Linked DNA regions of Homo sapiens: region 2 is linked to region 1. Evidence: chromatin loops called from intact Hi-C (ENCODE). Cell type or tissue: Caco-2. All regions are shown on one strand. Each heading gives the region's core, and the rest is flanking DNA. Links, peaks and the distances in the headings are about the cores only.

Region 1 (10,592 bases), core at 1,370-9,369:
GGGGCAAAATAACGGTGTAAGGAAAATGGTACTGCCCTAGAAGGCAGGAGAAGACCAACTAGCCAGAAGCTATCAGAGTCCTGGAGTCCCATCCACCTTCACTCCTTCGGCCTTTTTCATAAAATCGCTATGCCCTAACTCTTCTTCATTCCCCAGTCATGTTGCCACAAGCCACTCCTCACACAGCACCCTCCTCCCCTATACCCTGAGCAGTGTGTTTTCCTGAGAGTTTATATTTTTCCCCTTTGCAAATTATTATCTCCAGACCCTTGAATCTGGAAATGAGAAAATCAATTAGCAAGGGATTACAGTCTCAGACATTTTCCCCCACCTTTTGCTTTAGAAAATATATCAAGAAATCATTGTGACTCTTTAGATGGATATTTCATAAATCTACTCAGTTGAAAACTCAATGAGTGAGATAAAGGTTAAGTCAGATCCCTCAGATCTGTGTGTGCAGAGGTATGTGGAAGCCGCCAGGGAGAAAGGCCCTGAGTGAGGTCACTGTTACCACTTTCTGCCTCAAAATGTAAAGATGCCTTTAACAGAGATAAGGTGAATAGAAAGCCAGCCTTTTGCTTGAGATGAAACTATTATTTTTAAACTGGTCCTAAAAAGTCTGACCATTTCTCAATTTTGTGGGATAAAAAAAAGAATTCAGTAAAAGTTGTGCCATCCAAATTTGATGGCAATTAAGAAGCAAAAGTATCCTCTTTCAGGGAGTGAAAATTTTTCAGACAAAGAAACTGAGTCCTGGAGTGCATAAGTGATTTATCTGAAATCAAAGACACTTATTTTCTTCACTTTTCACACCACAGACTCATGAAGCTTCTGATCAGAGAGCACTAAAACCCAATTGGCTTGTTTCAGGCAAAGGAAGTGCCAGAAAGTCAGAGGTAACTGACTAACTGCTTCCACCTTGGCCCCACCAAATGCTGCAGGGTGATAAGGGTTAAATCAGACAAGTCCCAGCTCTCAGAGCTGCGTGTACTGAGGTGCATGTGAACAACCCTCCCCAGAGAAGGGTTCCTTCTGTTATCTTGATGGCAGGAGTATTCAGTGCCCTTTGCATAACCCCCAGAGCCTTGAGTCTGACTGCAAAGTTTGCAAAGACTGTCTCCAGGCTGTAGCCATTGCAAGTGCTTTTGCAAAGATTAGGCTGTTTGATAAACAGATAAAGTTGGAACTGGAAGGGACTTTAGAGTTTGCCCAATTCAGACCTCTCAACTTTCTGTTTTTTCAAACAGAGGAGGAAGTTGCAGCTCAGAAAAGAGGCAAGAATCATCCAAGTGACACACAGTGACTTGGCAGCGTTGGAGCTGGGACGAGAACATGAGCTTGGGTCACCACCTTGCACAGCCACAGGGGAAGGGTGGCTCCTCGAAAGGTCCCCAGAGCTCTCCTTCAATCCCGGACCACATGCTTCCTCCTTCCAACTATCAGCTCCAACTATTTAGCAGTTGCTGGCTTTGCACAAGGAGAACTGGGAGTAGTCGGCATATCGTTGGTTTGCAGATGGGTCCACCAGCTCAGCAGTTGAAGACAATGCCCCCTTCAACCTTCAGGTTAAAAACATTTATTTTCTTAAGCCGCATCCGCATAAGAATCACCAGGGACTCTTGCTAAAATCCAGCTCCCTGGGCCCCATGTCAGAGTAGGAAGATGAGGGACTTCATTTTCAGAAGCTCCTCTGGTGACTTTTAGAATAAAGCAAGCCTGGAACTCTCCCTCCTTCTTTTGTCTCTTCAGCCTGGCATTCAAGACTCTTTGCTATCAGCCTGACTTCCTGCTGATCACATTTCTATGCCTCACGGAACTTTTTGGCATTTCATAAAAATTTCGTAAATTCATAATAGTGAAAGCTACCATTCGCCCTGCACCTCTAGAGTACAACACAGGCAACTCTCATTGACAGACCTCTCCCAGGCAGATGAGGATAACGGCCCCCACTTACAGTGAAGACTAAGGGATGGGAAGTTTGAATAACTCTTCTAAGGGCACAGAATCCTCACTCTCAGTCACTTCACAGCACTGTTTCCGTGAGCAAGGCCTTCATTTTTCTCACACATATCTTTGTTTATGCCATTTCCTCTGCAAAACTGTCACGCCTTCTGCCTGCCATCTCTGCTTGATAATGTCCGGCTCATTCTTTCCGGCCAGCACCACTTCCCTCTGCTTCTTTTTAGGCACTTGCCACGTTATGCCTTGTGCTGGAGGTGATCGTAGGCACTTTCTCCACTGGCTTTTTAATATTTTTTAGAGATAGGGTCTCGCTCTGTCGTCCAGGCTGGAGTGTAGTGGCTCACTACAGCCTCAACCTCCCAGGCTGAAGCAATCCTCCTGCCTCAGCCTCTCAAGTGGCTGGAACTACAGGCACACACCACTTACGTCCGGCTAATTTTTGTATTTTTTGTAGAGATGGGGTCTCACTTTGTTGCCCAGGCTGGTCTCAAACTCTTGGGCTCAAGCGATCTGCCTGCCTCCGCCTCCCAAAGTGCTGGGATTACAGGCATGAGCCACGCACCAGGCCTGCAGCCACCTTTTATCAAGCCTCCACCCTCACTCCACACAGCAGCACCAGTGATCATTTTTAAATATCTTTCAGGTCATCTCACTCCAGGTTCATCAGGTCCAATGGCTCCCCTCTCCCTATGAGCAAAATCCCTTGCCATAGCCTGCACTGGCTCTCTGGCCTCGTCTACTTGGCCTACTTCTGCCCTCCTCGCCCACCCAGCTGAGCATGCTGGCCTCCCTGCCAGTCCACCAAGATGCCACACACACTCTCCTCTTCACAGAAAGGCCTGGGCATACAAGTGACTCTCTCTGGTTTCCTTTGAGCCTCTGCTCAGACTTCCCTTTGTCACAGAGGCTTCCCATAACTTCCAATATAGGAAGGTGGCTCCTTCTTGCATGCACAAATGGGGAGTCAAGGCCCAGTGGAGGAAGTTTGTTCTTCAAGGTCACACATCAGCCAGTGGCAGTCAAGACTGACACCTGGATCTTTCAGCTTCTGCTTCAGTCCTTTTGCTGCTGGTCTCTCTGACCAGCAGATCCTAGAATCCATTCTTAATGCATGGATTTGTCCAATTTCCACCAAGCACAGGCTGTGTAATCATAAGCACAGCTTCACTTCAAAGCCTGCATTTTCTTAAACATAATGGGAAGGGGGTGGAGGGAGGCAAGAAGCAGAGATGTACTTGGCCTCCAAGGTCTTCTCTGAATCAAATAATCTTTAAGGAAGGACTGAGCTTTGACACCTGACATTCCCACCCCTACCCCACAGCAGATGCAAAATATGTGAGGGCTAAAACACATGAAATTTTATGGACCTTTTGTGAGAAAAAGAATATAAAAGGTTATAGATAAAAAATAGATATTAATATGGATATTTATTCAGAAAACTGGGAAATACCATAAACATATTAAAATTTTTTTAAAAACAGTATTTTTAGTAATTCATGTTTCATGTACACCTGTAATACTTTTTTAATCTACATTTTTTACTACTTTTTGATTGCTGCTTAATATGACAATGATTTTGCTATATTATTTTCAATAGAGATAATAGAAAGATAATTCACTCATTCTACTAGCAGGGTTGACTGGAGTTTGTTACATTATTATTGAAAGTTGGGGTCCATACAATTCTTGATTTCTCACTAGATATGCTTGTTTTTTATAGCACTCCTATACGTCTGTTTCTAGAAACACAGGAATTCTCATGATTTCTATTTTACACAATTTGCATTTAAAAAGAAGAAAAAACATAGTACATGTACATTATAAACCATGCTTTATGAAGTATAATCCTGAGAGGGGAGAACTTTCCTTCGACCAGACATCAATGAAATGAATTCATGCCTTTACAACTGTGTACACGTGATACTTAGACACTTTTTTGTACGGGTTGGTTTCTAAGTCCTTGCAAACCTTTCTTCTTCTCCATTACCCACAGACCTCCAGTGTTTAGTTTAATTCTTGACGGGCTCTCTGTCTGGTCTGTATCTCTGTGCCATGACAGCAGGTGAGTCGGCACAGTGTGGGCATGTTCCTGGAAGTCATTTCTACATCAGCAAGGCTAGAAATAATGTGATTGTACGCAGATGGACAGCAAAAGACGGCTCTACCTAAGGGAAGCTTGAGTAGGGCATGCTTTAGTTTGGACTTATGAAGTATTGCATGCTTCATATTTCATGAAGTCCAAACTAAAGCACCCCCTACTCAAGGTTCCCTTAGCTAGAGTGCACAGTTGCCCTGGGGCCACTTTCACCCCACTTGACAGCCCTTGGGTATGATGGAAGGAAAATCAGAGTAAAAATCGCATTCTTAACTAATTGTGATTAAAATATCTGATTTTTGCAAATTTTATGAAGACAAATGGCATTGAGAACACTTGGAAGCTTAAACTTCATTATCTTCATGTGAATTCACCCCTGCCCTTGAAGCAAAAAACTGCCCACTTCTCCTACCTGTGTGAGAGGAATTCAGCAAATTTAGCCAGTGAGTTAAATCAAGGAAGAAGAAGGCTCTTTGACCTCACGATAGTTTATTTTTTTCTCGGTAGAATAACCTCAATAAACTTCAGGCAAGGGCTCAGCTGTAGAATGAAACCTTGATGAGTTCAATTACAAAGGATTACACAGGGTCTTGCTTAAAATATTTTGGCCTTGTGTTTCATTCTGTGTTTAAATTACTCCACCATCATTTATAATCCTCATGACATTCTTGTAAGGCAAGTAGGTGGCAAGGATTATTTTTTATGGTGTTGAAGCTCTGGTTCAAACAAGGCCAAAGTCTGGCAAATGAAATGTAATCAGCAAGTTTTATATGAAAACAAAGGAAACCAAACATTGAAATCTTCACTATTAAAGATAACTTTATGTTATCTGCTTACCCTAAATACCATTTGATGTTTTGTATAGTTGAGGTATACAACTTAATAGCAATATTTTCAATGTATAGATAAAAACTACTTTTAGAAAAGGCAAATTTTGAAAGCAATTATATATTGTCAGCTACTTTCTTAATAGATCTCTTTTTATCTTCTCAAAAGGACTATAAAGTAAAATAGCTTGAAGATGAAAGAGTGTGATTTTCCATTTAAGGGGCAGGCCACTCTTTCTGTTGGCCAAGAGATCGTTGATATATATTTGAAGATAAATAGTTAATAAAGGTGTTTGGATTGCAACATCTGTTGCCATTCTTGGAAGCTGGGACTTAATTGCGGACTGGAGCATCAAATCTTCAGAGAGTTCGTAAGACAGAGATTGATTGGGGTCACCAGGTTACCCAGAAGTAAAATCCCAATCCTTATCTTTAAAATGCAGTGTCCAATTGATTCTCTCTGGATCATTACACACAGCACATGGAGGTAAAGCCAAGGAGAGGAATGGTCAAACATTATCCTTTTCAAGATATCTAAAAAATAAACCATAGCGGTGCTTTGATTTTGGTGAACAGTACAAAGTGGAGCGCCAGCTAAGGCTCAGAGCTAGAGGTAGCAATTTTACGTTAATTAATGCATCTCTCAAATGTACATTCAATGAAAAGAAGCACTGGTAATGCCCTGTTTTTCCACCTTAAAGCCTCAACCACAGATGCCAAGTCTGCCCAGCCAGGGCCAGCAAGGTGAAAGCTCAACTTGTAAGTCATAGTGTTCTCCTGCCATTAGCAATCTATAAAGTCAGAAAAATAAAGGAGATGTTTCTATGATTGAGATGTGATCAGCATTGACAGCCAGAGATTGCTCTTCAATTGCATCAGGAGAACCAAGTTCTGGTCAGGCAGTACCACTAAGCCACCATGTGACCTTGAACAAGTCAACCTCCCTCCTGGGCTACCATGGTTCTCTCTTTAAAATCACAGTGTAGACTAAATAATTTTTAATATTCTTCTCAGAATTTGAACTTGAAAGTCTATTGTCTTTATTTTAATTGGTAGCCTTGCTCTGTGTCTTACTTGAATACCTTTCCTGGAACTCTGGCCCTGAATTTAAGAACTTATCCCCCTCCCCAAAGACAGAGACTCAACAGAAAAGGCCTAAGCCTTGGTCATAGGTACCATGGTCCAAAAGGACAAGGGATGTGGCTCTCCAGCTGTGAGTTTACATTGGTAGTCAGTAGATTCTGAAGGAAACCAATGAACAAATTTCTAGAATCTCCCAGAGAAATGGTGACATCAACAGAAGATATAATGCTACTTTGCCCATGGGAGCTGTAAGAAAACAGACTTGTAGCTTCCTGACGAACTTTAATTTCACTGGATTTTCCTTTTTGACAGACATATGAGCAAAAAACTCAAGCTTAGAAGATAACTCCCAGGACCTAGAACATCAGGGAAGCCTGTTGTATAAAACCATTCTACTGGTATCCAGGGCAGGGTCCCCTCAGAAAGGAATGTGTGAGAAAATACCACGGCAAGTTAAGTACCATATTTTATAAGCTTAGAAAAGAAGGGAGACATTGAGGCATGTCTACTATTTGCTTTCTCTTGTTGGCACATAAAAGGTCAGCACTTAGAAGCTGAGATTTCACTGTCCAATAAATATGAAAAAATGCTCCCCTGAAAAAACCTGCCCACCTGAAGGTATCATTAATTATTCTTTCTTATTAGAACTAAACTATTTTAAATTCACCTATATGTCACAATTATCAAATCAGGTATTTAGTATCTTGTTACAAGGATCACAAAAGACAGTACTCTATATAAAATAGAAAAAAAATTAAGCTGCCTTGTAATAAAGGTTACTAAGCATATTTCTGATACAGTTGCAATGCAGGGTGTCATTCTGCCTTTTAAAATTATTGCTTTTTTTTAATTTGGAAAATATACATTTGGAATTGTTACATAATTTTGTTATTTGTTCAATGCTCACCCCAGGCTTAACAAATCATTTGGAAACAGAAGAAAGATGAAATCTATTCATAGTAAAGCTTTTTGCTCCTTTAGACACACCGCACATACACACCTGTTCAGATTCCCCCTAACCGTTCACATTTCTCTGCTCTTCTCTGATCACCTCATGATGTTGTTGCCTTAATTAGCTCCTGCACATTTTTAGAGGTTTAGGAGGGCTAAAGATTGCTTGTTCCCATTTAAAGGCCAGCATGCTTTCTGCTGCCTGGTAATCCAGTAATATATTTCTGCTGAGTTCCATTGTATCCCAAGAAAGAGGAGAGTCACACCAAGGAGACGGCTTCACTTCAGCTTCCCCTTTTCCTTTCTTCCCAGCCAGGATGCTTCTGGCTGGCCCAGAAGTAAGTTCACATATTGTGCCAGGCAGCCAGAGAACAGCTCCTTAGTGCTTGCGCTAATCCTCCTCTTTACTAAATAAGCAAGTCAAGCTTTGGGGGTAGGGATGGGAAGAAAATTATATAATTTGAGTTAATTGGTTTGGGGCTACCCAAAGCCCCAGCTGCATTGAAGGGAACTGTTTGGTCTTCAAGACCCAATTAGAGACATTCAGCTGATGTAAAATAGATTTTATTCTTTTTCTGAAAGTTATTGTCAAGAGACTCAGCCTTCATACCATACCAGAAAATATCCTTTAATCACAGGCTTCCCAAATGCATTCTGAAAACCTGTCTGGAAATAGGTATATCTAAATGCATGGAAGGAATATAAAGACATGCAAACTAACTAGTTTATTTTACAGGTTCAAGAATTCACCTTCTAGTGATAAGACAGGAACTCCTTTTCAACAACCCTTCAAGTACTATAAAATGTGTGTTAGCTAATCAAACTGTATGAACAAATGATCCAACCTCTATCTTTTTTTCTGAGAGATTGTTTGGACAGGCTTGAGAAATTCATGTTTGGCCTTCTTAGAGCTGAGACGAAACCACATGTGACTTCTGTTTGAATGATCAAAGTGTAAGGAATGGCCAGAGTGACATTAACTTGCAAAGAGCCACACTTTGAGTCTCCACTCTGAGTATTCAGAGTGAGAATCATTGCATGTTTAAAATGACTTGAGCTGTGCTGGCTTTTTGGTCCCGCAGCCTTTTCAAACGATGCTTGAAATTGTTTTTTTTCAAACCAATCTTTTCAAAAAGGCTACTCCTTTTTGTAAGGTCCATGCAACCCAGAAATAAATTAGAAGCAAGAATTGTAAAGTGCATAGGTAGTACCTATGTTTAGAGAATGGCTAACTTGGTGCAATAGTTGCTCATTTGCACTATTTCCTGAGAGAGGACCACGTGCATGGGATGGGAAAGGAAATATAATTCGGACCAAGTCCTTATCCACAAAGAACTTTCAAGCATGCAGAGGTAGGAATGAATGAGGGAATTACAGAAACAAGCACAAAGTTGAGGAAAACAAAGCAAGGTACAAATGCACATACTAGAGGGTAAGAAGAGGTAGAGAGCTAGTTAGAAATTCTGTAACCCGGGAGGCGGAGATTGCAGTGAGCCGAGATGGCACCACTGCACTCCAGCTTGGGCGACAGAGTGAGACTCCATCTCAAAAAAAAAAAAAAAGAAAAAAGAAAAAAAGAAATTCTGTGAAAAAAATGATGTTCACGATGGGTCTTGCAAGCTCAGACTAGGTCTTAAAAGCTAGAGTCGGCCAGGCACGGTGCTTCACGCCTGTAATCCTAGCACTTTGAGAGGCCGAGGCAGGCAGATCACCTGAGGTCAGGAGTTCACAGCCTGGCCAACATGGTGAAACCCCGCCTCTACTGAAAATACAAAAAATTAGCTGGGCATGGTGGTGGGTGCCTGTAATCCCAGCTACTCAGGAGGCTGAGGCAGGAGAATTGCTTGAACTCAGGAGCCGGAGGTTGCAGTGAGCCAAAATCATGCCATTGCACTCCAGCCTGGGCAACAAGAGTGAAACTCTGTCTCAAAAAAAAAAAAAAGCTGGAAGTCCCAGCAGGCAGAAACATCACTTACAGTGCTCAAGACCCCTCCTAAACATCATTTTGTTGGGAAGATTATTCTAGAGGACACAATATGAAGAAGAGGACAAAGACAGGAAGGTTTCAGAGAGACGTCTGGAAAACATTGAGCAATGCAATCGAAATGAAACCACGAGTATTTGTGGGGAACACACGGAGACTGAGTTTGAAAGACTAGATCAGGTGCAGATCCTAGGCCTTGACTGCCCAAGTGAGAAATGTGTACCTTGTTTCAAAAGCAATGGAAAGTCACCTAAAGATTTGAAGCTTAGAAATGAATGAATGGATCAGAACTCTGCTTTTAGCCAGGGTCTATGACATCAGTGGACTGTGTAGGAAAAGGAATAAGAATGAAAGCCAAGCCCAAAAGAGCTATTCCAGAGTGTGGAGAGCATGCACTACTGCAGGCAAAAACACTTTATCCAGTAGGAGACCAAGGTGTGCTGCATCCTACAAACAACCAAAGACCTGATTCTGAGATAAGCAGGATGGTATCCTGAGAAGTGACTTTTATTCATTTGACAGATATAATTGAGTGCCTGCTCTGTGGTAGGTACTGTCCTGGCACGTGGGACACATCAGTGAATGAAACAGATACAGATCCCTGCCTCGCGAAAGAAGTAATTACCTCTCACATGGTGCTCCACATCCCCTTCATAAACAGCAGAGGTGAGAGGCCAGTTTCTAAATAAGAGCTTTGACAAGTACAGCCCTTTCCTTATAGTTGTACTTTGACAAGTACAGCCCTTTCCCTATAGCTACCAAACTGGTGTGTGGATTAGGAAGTAGCAAGACCACGACATGCCTCACGATGTTAGAGGTCCTGTAGGGAGGTGAGCAAACAATGTGCATGCTGCATACAGCTAAACCAGCAGCATCAATATACAAGGGGTGACATCAGGTAGATAGGGGCTGCCCCAAAGACCAGAAGATGCCATAGTCCAGAAGCAAGTGAGATCAAGAGCCTGAGCTTATGTAAAGACATAAGGGAGGTAACTTGGCAGGAAGCAACATAGAAAAGGGAAAGCAGAGCACTGAAATATGGCATTGTTTGCAGAGCAGGAGAAGGACTCTGGCTGCAGACAGCTCGGTCCAGCCCTTGGTGCAGGTGCCACATGGAGACGGATCCATCGGGGCATTAGGACATCATGCCCTTGATATAAGCATACTCCTCGCTACCCCTTCTTGCCCTGAGACTCTGCTTTCCAGGCAAGAAGCTGCTTCCATTTAGCTTCCTTGGAGAGCTTGCCTACAAGGAAATGATGGGCTGGACATGAGTTTGTCTGTCTCCCCAAGAAAGACCAATTACACCCTCCAAATGGATGAATTGGAATGCTCCTCTACATATTAGTTGCCTGTACGACAGACTCTGTGAACAGGATCCTCCCAGGAGCTCAGCTCGACAAGGGCTGATCTTGGAACTGGCTGACTGGCTGATCTCACCAAGCACAGCTAATCCTTTTTTTTTTTTTTTTTTTTTTTTTGAGACGGAGTCTCGCTCTGTCGCCCAGGCTGGAGTGCCGTGGCGCGATCTCCGCTCACTGCAAGCTCCGCCTTCCGGGTTCACGCCATTCTCCTGCCTCAGCCTCCCGAGTAGCTGGGACTACAGGCGCCCGCCACCGCGCCCGGCTAATTTTTTGTATTTTTAGTAGAGACGGGGTTTCACCGTGGTCTCGATCTCCTGACCTCGTGA
Region 2 (10,592 bases), core at 1,140-9,139, 65 kb before region 1:
GAGTTCTGATCTGTCTTAGGCTTGTCTGACCCTATAGACAGTGCTCCTTCCCCCAACCACACATTCTGCCTCTGTCTCTGTAACCTTGGGCAAGTCACTTCTCTTGGGCTTCAATGTTTGTGTTCTCAAATGTGGGAAGCTGAGCGATGTTATTTAGAAAGTTTTCCACCTGTGGGTCTGTGAACAGATGACTTCATTCCTTTGCAGGCTACAGCTTCATTTTGCTTTTGGAAGTTGAAATAGCAACACCCTTTACTGAGAGTAGCTGAAAATCTTTTCTGTTCCCTCAGTTTGGTGATACTTTGAGGCACTCTGCTAAGTCCTGGCTTTGCTTCCTTTTATATAGTAAAGAGTAGCCCAGTTTTTAATCTTAGCCCCAGCCTCAGCTGGGCTCCCACCACCATCCTTGCTGCCCTGGCTGTAGGTCTTTGCAATGGTCCCAAATTCTTTTCCATTTGTTCAGTGCAATAGTAAAAGTAAGCAGACCCCTTCCAGGAAGCTGTGCACAGGGCAGCATGCTGACGCGGCTTCCCTGTGCTCTGAGAGCAGGTTTCCTCAGACAGCCTCTCAGGCACCGGCGAACATGTTTCCTTCTAAAGCTGAGGTGGTGAGGGGAGAAGATGGAAGAGAGGTAGCTTTTGGAAGGTGAAAAGGAAGAACCCTGGGAAGACAGCAGTGTTCAAGGTGGGGCCAGGAGTCTTAACTCACTTGTTGCCCAACTGAGGAGCGAGGGGAAGTTCAGATTCTTAGCACTAGAAGGGACCCTGGTGATAATTAAACACATAGTTTCAGGTTTTCCTAGCTGCAGAATCCAGTGTGTAAAACAGAAAAGTTCCATTCTGGTTAAATTCAGAGGAGTGGGGTGGCAGTTGTCTTCTCCCTTCTCCTCCAACCTGTCCTGGCCACCTAACAGTGGTCTCCAGGACTTCCACAGAGCACAGTTGGAAATGATTCTAATCTAACCACAACTCCAATTTTCCACCCAGAGTCCTATAAAGGGAACCATTTACCAAGCCCAGTCACTGGTGGCAGCCTTGGAGCTCACATTCAGAACACAGCCACTGACTTGGTAAGCCAATAAGGTGGTTAGGAAAAGGGTCAAATGTGGTGCTGGCCCAGGAAGGATAATGAAAAAGCACATGCAGTTACGTCAACATCAGTCATTTTGCTTGGGTAGCCTTGAGAGCAGGCCATACTGAGAGCAAGGCAAGCTGTGATGCCACTGCTTTGCCAGCTTTTGAACCTCTGGATCCATTCAATTACCGTGACTTCCTACTCTCCCCATGCCTCACACATTCACCTTATTGTATCTGCCAAGAAGCCTCATCCAGTGCTTCTGTTTCTTGGTTTCCCCATTTTCTCTAAGTCTATAGTTCTCTCCTAGTTCACTTCTTTTCATATCACCCTAAACTCTGGGATCCATCTCCAACCAATCTCTAACCAATATCCCCCAACTCCATCACCTTCAGACAGTGACTGTCTATATGCTGATGACTCAAGCCCTGCCCTTTCTCCTAAGTTTCTTTTTTCTTTTTTTCTTTTCTTTTTTTTTTTTTTTTTGAGACAGGGTCTTGCTCTGTCACTCAGGCTGGAGAGCAGTGGCATGATCATAGCTCACTGCAGCCTCAACCTCCGGGACTCAAGCAATCCTCTTGCCTCAGCCTCCAGAGTAGCTGGGATCACAGGCACACACCATCATACCCAGCTAAATTTTGAATTGTTTTATAGGGACAGGGTCTCATCATGTTGCCCAAGCTGGTCTCAACCTCCTGAGCTTAGGCAGTCCTCCCACCTCAGTCTCCCAAAGTGCTGGGATTACAGGCGGGAGCCACCGCACCTGGCCCTTCTCTCCTACGTTTCTAATCTAATTCATAACCAAAGGCTGAGTGGGACTGGCCAATAGGTGAAAACAACAGGCCAGCATTCTCCAAGTCCAAAGAGAGAGGCCACTAATCAAGCACAGCATGTGTTTCTCAAGCCTGACTGCATATCAGAATCACCTGGAAAATTTTTACACCACTAAGAGGGCTGAGCTCCTTCCCAGAGCAATAAAACCAGAGTCCATAGGGGTGGAGACCAAGCACTGGTACTTTTAAAACAAACTTTCCATTTTAATTATAATATGCATCAGATAATTACATTAAAGCCTTGGCAAACTTTTACAACGTGAATATCCGTATGTAACTACCACCTAGATCGAGACAAAAAAAAAAAAAGCTCTACCAGCAGGCCAAAGCCCCCCTCAAGTTCCTTCAGGTCTTCTCCTTCCTCCCCAGGATAGTAACACTCTCCTGATTTCTAACACCACACATTTGTTTTGCCTCTTTTTGATATTTATAGAAATGCAGCCGTAGAGTATGTACTCTTTGTGTCTGACTTCCTTGATTCACTATTTTATTTTTAAGATTCATTCATGGGCCTGGCGCAGTGGCTCATGCCTGCAATCCCAGCACTTTGGGAGGCTGAGGCAGGCGGATCACCCGAGGTCAGGAGTTCAAGACCAGCCTGATCAACGTGGCAAAACCCCATCTCTACTAGAAATACAAAAATTGGCTGGGCATGGTGGCGTGTGCCTGTAATCCCAGCTACTCGGAAGGCGGAGGCAGGAGAATTGCTTGAACCCAAGAGGTGGAGGTTGGGCCAAGATTGTGTCACTGCATTCCAGCCTGGGCAATAGAGCAAGACTCTGTCAAAAAAAAAAAAAAAGTTCATTCATGTTGTTCTGGGTCGCTGTTGTTCATTTCTTTTCATTGCTGTATAGTATTACATTGTCTGCCCGCTATGGTATGAATGTTTGTGTCCCACCCAAATTTCATATATTGAAATCTAATCTCCAATAGTATTAAGTGGTGGGGGCTTTAGGAAGTGAATGGGTTACAAAGGCTCTCCCCCCATAAATGGAATTAGTACCCTCATAAAAGAGGCTTGAAAAAATCCTGTTTGTCCCTTTTGCCATGTGAGGACACAGCAAAAGGGTGCCATCTATGATGAACAGGGCCTTACCAGACATCAAATCTGTTGACGTTTGCATCTTAGACTACCTAGCCTCTAGAACCATGAGCCATAAATTCTGTTGTTTGTAAATTACCCAGTTGAGGTATTCAGCAGCCTGAACAGGTTAAGACACTAATTACGCATACACAGCATATAACTATTCTATTGATACACATGGATTGTTCCCTTTTTTTACATCTTACAAATAATGTGTGTATTTTTGTTTTGTTTTTGTTTTTGTTTTGGACATAGGATCTCTCTGTTGCCCATACTGGAGTGCTGTGACACAATCATAGCTCATTTCAGCCTTGAACTTCTGGGCTCAAGGGATCCTATCACCTCAGCCTCCCAAGTAGCTAGGACTACAGGTGCACGCCACCACACCCAGCTAATTAAAAAAAAAAACTGTGTGTGTGTCAAGATGGGAGTCTCACTATGATGCCCAGGCTGGTCTCAAACTCCTGGCCTCAAGCAATACTCCCGCCTTGGCCTCCCAAGATGCTGGGATTACAGGCATGAACTAGGGCACTTGGCCAAACAGTGTGGTCTTGAACATGCCTATACATGTTTTTTGACACAGGCACGTATGTGTTTCTGTTTACTCTATAAACCTAGGAGTGGAATTGCTAAGATAAGCAAATGTTTAGTTTTAATGGATAACACCAGTTTCTAAAGTAGTTGTACCATGCTGGAGTTTTGCAAAAGCTTCCCAGGTGATTTTAATGAGTGTCAAGAGTTGAGAATCCTGCCCAAGACTTACTAAGGGGTGGCAAAACCAGCCCATTTTTAACCCTCACTTTGAAACCCTTCCCACTATTATCAAAAGATTGGGGACGGGAACAAGGGAGGGCATCACTGGGAGAGGTTTGTTCTCTGCCTTGTTGGGAATAAGCGAACCGGGATTTCTGTCTCTCTGCACATTGATCTCCCTTCCTCGGAACACCCCTCTTCCACTGTGTCTATGGGTGAATTCTCAGGCATTTTTCAAGGTGGAACTCAGTGTCACCCTTTCAGAAAGTCCTTCCCTACCTTATAGGCAGAATCGCCTCACCCCTGGTAAAGCGACCAGTCCACTGTGAGGCTTGTTATCCCCGTGTATTCCATCTCATGGGGTCTTCACCTTATGTGTGCGTCCTCGTTTAGACCACAGCTACCTGAACATAAGCAGGGCCGTGTCCTATGTGTCTTTTATTCTTCAAGCCTAGCATAGTCCCTCTATAAAAAGTGCTCAATAAATGCTTATTGTGATAGAAAATTCATAATGTGACTAAAATATGAATTAATAAATGCTTAAGACTACCAGCTATGAAGAAAGGATTGAGTCTTGTTCTGATTAGGTAGTATACAACAGACCATTCCAAATGCAGTGGCTTTATACAACAATGGACTATCATCCTCCCCAGCCTGTGGGTTGACTGGGTTCAGTTCCTATGTGGTTCCTGCCTGGAGTCTGGTTACAGTCAGCTGGAGGCCCAGGAAGGGATCATCTAAAGACTCAACTGGGATGGGCGTGAAAAATGGCCTCTTCCCCCACATGCGTGGGCCACAGTCGCAATGGCTGGAAGAACTGAGGCCTGAATAGGTGGCCATCCACATGTGACTCATTTAGGAGTCCTCACACCATGACAGTCTCAGGGTAGCCATACTTCTTACATGACAGTGGTTTTCCTCAAACAAGCATTCCTGAAGACCCAGGCCACACTGCAAGGCTTCCTATGACCCACTCAGAAGTCACACGGCATCACTTCTGCAGCATGCTGGTGGTCAAAAGCAAGTCACAGAGCAGGGCAGGTTCAGGAGGAGGAGACTTCACAAGGACATGGACCCATGTCCAATCAGAAACCTACATCAGGAAAGAAAAGTGAAACTTCATTACCCTAAGCATCACTGAAAGCAACACAGGGCAAAAATAAAAACTTCATGTAAAATATATATGTTTAAATAAAATACCTTAAGATATTTTAATAGGGCTTAGGGCCTCAGCTGTATATCGTATTGCACATATTATCAGGATAAACCTATAACACTTTGGGGCAAACAAACATTTGTGAGTCTCTGCAGAAGACAAGAAACTCAGAGTTTTAGAGAATGGCCAAAATCACCCCAGGGAACCTATAGGAAGCATTGCTTGTTGGTGGGGCAGCACTTTCAGCATTTGATGTAGAGCCTTATGCAGGTTTTCCTTCAGATCCCGCTTCTTAACATGTGGGCAGCTACCTGGACTGAATGAAAGGTGCTGGGAGTTAAAGACAGGCCAGGAAAACAACAACTCACAGGTAAGAATGTTCAACACATTTGTTTGTAGCAAACAAGAAAGAACCTCGGTGTCCAACAGTAGAGGACTTGTTACAAGCTGTTATGTTCTTACACAGTGGAAAATTATGCATTTGATACTGCTTAATGAATTTTAATGGCAAAGTGTACAACAAACCATCAGGTGAAAAAGGAGTCAATATACAAAAGTTTGCATGAAATATTCCAATTATGTTCAAATATGTACATGCACAGAGAAAAGGCTAAAAGGTTATATATCTTAATTTCAACAGTAGATATGTCCACATAGCAGAATTATTAAAATGTTTTAACATGTTTTACTTTGTGCTTTTTGTATTATACAAGTTCCACACAGTGAGCACATATAATTTTCATAATCAGAAAATAAAATTAAGAGTGAGATGAAACTCCAGTGGGAAGTTGGGGCTGCGTCATGGCCCCAAGGCCCCCCCAAAAGCCTTTTATCCTGGAGCTGCTAGGGATCAATATATTATCTCTTGTAGATGTGAGGCCTTATCAGCTACTACCTTAGATCAATACTGTGTGCTCTCATGTAAGTTTCTTAACTTCTCCATTCTCTGGTTATCTACTCCATCAAACAGGGGAGTTGGACAGTAGGATTAAATCTTTAGAACTTCAGAATTTACAAGCACTTTCTCTTATCCTATTCCTCTTCACAATAGCCGGATGGCAGAATCAAGGCAAGCCTTATCACTGTTTGGCCTATGGGAAAACAGGCTCAGCAAAGTCAGGTCAGTAGCCCAGGGTCACACAGATGTTAGGCAGCGGTGAGCATTCAAAACCAGGTCTTTGGGCTTTACTCCAGCAGATCTGACTGGTAAATCAGGATTCCTTTCCTAGATCAACTGTAAACTCCCATCCTGTCATAAAACTCCGGCCAAAATTTCTGCCTTCTGAGATCACATATCCTAGGACTAATGTCTTTCTTGTTTCTGTATTCCAAGGATCTTAAAGGCAGCTCTAACATCTCCTTTGAGTTATCTCCAGTTCTGTCTGCTCCTGCTCAAATGACATTGTATGGGGTCCACACACCATTTTAGAATCCCAGAATCAGAATTGGAAAATATATTTAAAGGTCATCTGTCCTAAGAAGTCCCTGTCAGTCTTTTACAGAAAGCCTCTCATCTGAAAAAGTCCCTCGACAATGCTCCCAAGGGGGTCCTTGGGCCCAGGGCCAGGGCGATGAAGTGCCCTTTCCTCTACCGAGTGGGGAGACATACACAGGTGACCTTAATTCAAAGAGGGAATGTTTGGGGCTGCAAAGTTTGAGGCCGAGTGACTCAGGCCTTTTCACAGGGACATCGTGCACAATGGAAAGATCTGAAAGTTCCAAAGGGAAAGAAAACCAGAAAGGCCAAGACAACTCACACACACAGAAAGCCAGCTTAGAACAAATCCAGAGGGCCAAGAAGAAACCTGTGGAAAAAAATCTCTCTCCTAAGAGGGCTCTATTGTGTGTACTCTGGGTCAAAAGAGCCTCGCTCTGCAGAGCGGCTCTCCCACCTGCTGGGATTCTCCAGAGGAATCCTTTTTCTTCCGTCTGAGTTCAGCAAACTTCCTGCTTCCTCTACCCAGCGCAGCGAGCCCCTCTCTGTACTGATCAGCAAGGGTGACAGGGCTTGGCAGCCATGGTGGCAGCTTGCTGGGGCACTGGCACAAAGTGACTTCGTAAATACCGCAGCTTTGATAATTTCTTGCTTCACTGGTCTCTTGGGATTCTTTCCATCTGCGTTAAGAAAACAAAAAGTTGGACCTCCCTCTGCCCACAAAGTTAGATGCTTTTATTTTGTGTAGGACTTAAAGAAATAGATATCTATTTCTATACCACTTCATTGAGTAATATATACTTTTTAATGGGGGGGTTGGCAAACATTTTTAAGTGCCCCCTCTCCGAACCTCAATGAAAGCTTTGTTAATATAGACATTTACAAAGTAAAACTTTATTCAGTTTGAAATGGAAACACTTGGTTAGAATCCCAAATGACTTGTATGCATGAAAACTGTTATGCAGAAAAAATTCCTACAATGGTTTTTTTTCCTCCAAATGAAATTCTTTTGTGTTAATAAATATTTCTTCATTTATGTCCAATCTTAGGGTGCTCACAAAGAGATCTCCTTAGGTTACATCCCTTTGTTTCTGAGATTTAATGAAAGAATTTTATGTAAGTTAAAGAAAGGAATTCTTGTTAGATTTATATATCAAAGTAAACCACAGACCTCAGTTATTTCGCCCAACTTGGCCACCCCACCCCATCTGATGTCAGAGTCTTTCTCTAATACTGTCTTGAGTCAACTGTGTGCCAGGATAGTGCCTGCTGGAAACTGGATGGAATTCTCATTTAATTATCACAACAGCCCTATGAGAGATGTGAACTCTCTGTTTTCAAATCATGAAACTAAGTCAAGAGAGCTCAAGAAATTTGTCCGCTATCACAAAGCTAAATAGGACTGTGGGACAGAAAGACTCCTAAGCCCAAGGACTTTTTAAATATTAGAACTTCTCCTTCCTATGGTCATCTAGTCACTGCTCAAACCCTCCCTACACACTGCTTTCCAGTTGGAGGCAGTTTTTGTTGTTTTATAGTGTTCTTCCCTGTCCTGAGCCTTCTTGTAAAGTCCACCTGTAAGTTCAACCACAAGCATGATTTTATACCTCAGGCAGGAACCAGATCTAGAGGGCATTCTAGGAGGAGTAGGCTAATAACCACATACTAGGAATGTGTTGTTTGCAAGCTGCAGGTCAGAAGAAGTTGAGGCTGGCATACAAGGAAGTATCATTCTAGGGCTGTGTCAGGCCAAGCCCACAGCTTCTGTGCTGTGGATAAGGATAAGGGACGCTGAGTTTTAGGAAGTATAAGGGCTGGCTGATACACGAGGGGAAAGCAGACAGTGAACCTCAACCCCCACACCACAGGCCCAGTTCACAGGAAGACAGCTCAGGAAGGAGACACAGGTTCTGATAAGATATAAGCTCCAGATCCCACCCTGCATTTGTCTGCAAGCCATTTCCTGGTTCATGGATGGCAGTGACCTGGAAATATGGACCACAGAGGTCATGATTCTAGAAATGCTGCCCTGCCTCACTAAATTCCCCAGCCAGCTACACCCTCTGCCTTCACAGCCCTTCGTATAGACTCCTTTACCACATAGTCTCATCATGAGTTGTTTTAATTAGTAGTCTCTCCTTTAGCCTATGCCCTTGTAGTTCAGGGGTTGGTAAACTATTACCCATGGGCAAAATCTATCCCACTGCCTGTTTTTGTAAATAAAGTTTTATTGGAACACAGCCATGCACATTCATTTTTATATTGGCTATGACTGCATTCTCTACAGCTTCAGAGTTGGGTAGTTGTAATAGGAACCACAAAGCCTAAACTACTTGTCACTTGTCCTTTTATAGAAAAAGTTTACCAACCCCTGTTCTTGAGAGCAAGGACAAAGTTCTATTTATCTTATATTCCCATTAGGGTCTTGTATCTCCAACATTATAGCCATACTTTTAAAATCTGTAAAATGACAGTGATATCTCTGTCACAGAGATATAGTGAAATATAAAGGAGATATTAATATATTTGGAGACAGGATATGCAAAATGCCTAGCACAGTTCCTGGCATAGGACAAATACTCAATAAGTATTTAGTGAATGAAGCAGAAGGTCAATCCACTCCAAATGAAATGATGCATGTGAGAGCACTTTGCAAACCACAAAGCTCTGTGATGCCATGGTGGGTTACTATCATCACTGTCAAATACAGAAATGTTCTGGAGCAAAGCCGGCTCTCCCCTCTGGCTTTCTTGATCCTGATCTTTTGGGTACAATCTCACATACAGTCTTAATTTAAGCGAATTCATAACCCAATTTTTACATGGATCCTATCCATCCCTCTCTCTTACCCTCTCCCTCTAGGTACTGGTTCTTAGGTTAAATCTTGAGTTCCTTACGTAAGAGTACCAAACAGTGACGGCTCTGGTGGTTCCGTACTGAGTCAGCCTACCTAAGCCCAAAGGACATTTCCCAGATTTTTCCTTCTTTCTATGGCCCTCGTTATGGTTGGCCATAAGAGAAATTGGCATGAGATTTGGAAAGCAGACCAACCATCACAACACTTGAAGGTTGGTGCAGGGCTACAGGTGCCATCACAGCTCATGAACACAAACAGACACCAGCATTTACCTACTTGCTTACCTCCTTAGCATGGAGCAGCGGCCAGTTCTGCAGCTCCCCTCAGCTCCTGCTGAGTTTTGGCTCAGGTGTGTGTGCACCCCTATGGTAAAGGGCACATACCTCTTCTATAGGGTTAGTTGTGGTGAAAGACAGGGAAAGGTTCCAGGTTGCCCTTGATCTCTCCTGTATCAGGTCCAGCTTATCTTCCTGCATCCTTCTCCCACTATTGTGAGAAGTCTAATTGCTATGGGAAATTATTTCATATCACTAAGAGTGACTCTGCCTCCCTGATGAAACCATGAGCAAGAAAACCTAAAGGATGAGTTCTCTGAATTGGTTCTGGAGTTGGCTCTCTGATCTGATTATATTTAAAAGCGTTAATGACTCTGATGCCAGTAGTAAAGGGGACCTGGTGGTAACAAAAGAGTTAATTACATTATCACCTATAAATACCTGTAATTAAGTGCCTATAGAAGGCAGGGCTTTGGATAACCAAGTAGTTGCTTCTGTACAATATTTCAGCAAAAATAAGGAAGATACAGATGTTGATAGGTAGCTTCTAGGTTACTGAAGAACTTGGAGAAAAAAAAAATTATGACTAAGTTCCCAATACAAAGACTAACTAAGGGAAATCTTTAGTTCCTGTGGCTATAGGGCAAATATTTCTGAAAATCAAACCCAAGGTCTAATTTTGGGAAGAATTATGCAAACTGAAATCACAACCTCACAGAGTATCTTATGGTAAAATTAGCACATTGATTAGGAAGAAGTGTGGTTCTGAGCATTGGGGTAGACATATGGGCAGATTCAGATGAAGCTGGGAGCTAGAACTTGAATTTTGCTGAGCCTTTTTTGCCAGTAGTAGAAGCACTCCCTTCCTAGCTAATGAGCTCACCTTGCCTAAAGAAACTGCAATGGCCTTTCACCGAGCCTGGACCAGAACAAATGACCAGAGGTGCCTTGCAAGAAACTACTGATTCTCCTTAAGACCTACCTACTCTCAATTCTTCTCATTGCTTCTAGACCTATAACTAGACTCAAGTTTCAGCAGGCTCCAGGGGTTAAAGTTTAAAGTGTGATCCATGTGAAACTGTCATATACATCAAAAGAATTATAAGCTTTTTCCATTCATAGTCA

Evidence for each region. A loop is a pair of places that touch in the nucleus more often than their neighbours do. Peaks named below come from ENCODE experiments on the same cell type or tissue, not always from the same donor. Only the 100,000 strongest peaks of a DNase experiment are listed, where the experiment ranks them.
Region 2: it touches region 1 in a loop (7-fold over the local background); 4 of 110 quality-filtered maps call a loop at or near these places.

Annotation. Positions count from the first base shown.
Region 1 is chr3:193,910,045-193,920,636 of GRCh38, forward strand. No RefSeq gene overlaps it. Among named protein-coding and RNA genes, the nearest start is that of LINC02038, 71 kb to the left of the region's middle. In Caco-2, for the core only: no CTCF peak of the experiment used is centred there; a DNase peak (open chromatin) is centred at 5,217; H3K4me3 peaks cover 1,725 bases.
Region 2 is chr3:193,845,603-193,856,194 of GRCh38, forward strand. No RefSeq gene overlaps it. Among named protein-coding and RNA genes, the nearest start is that of LINC02038, 6.9 kb to the left of the region's middle. In Caco-2, for the core only: no CTCF peak of the experiment used is centred there; a DNase peak (open chromatin) is centred at 6,029.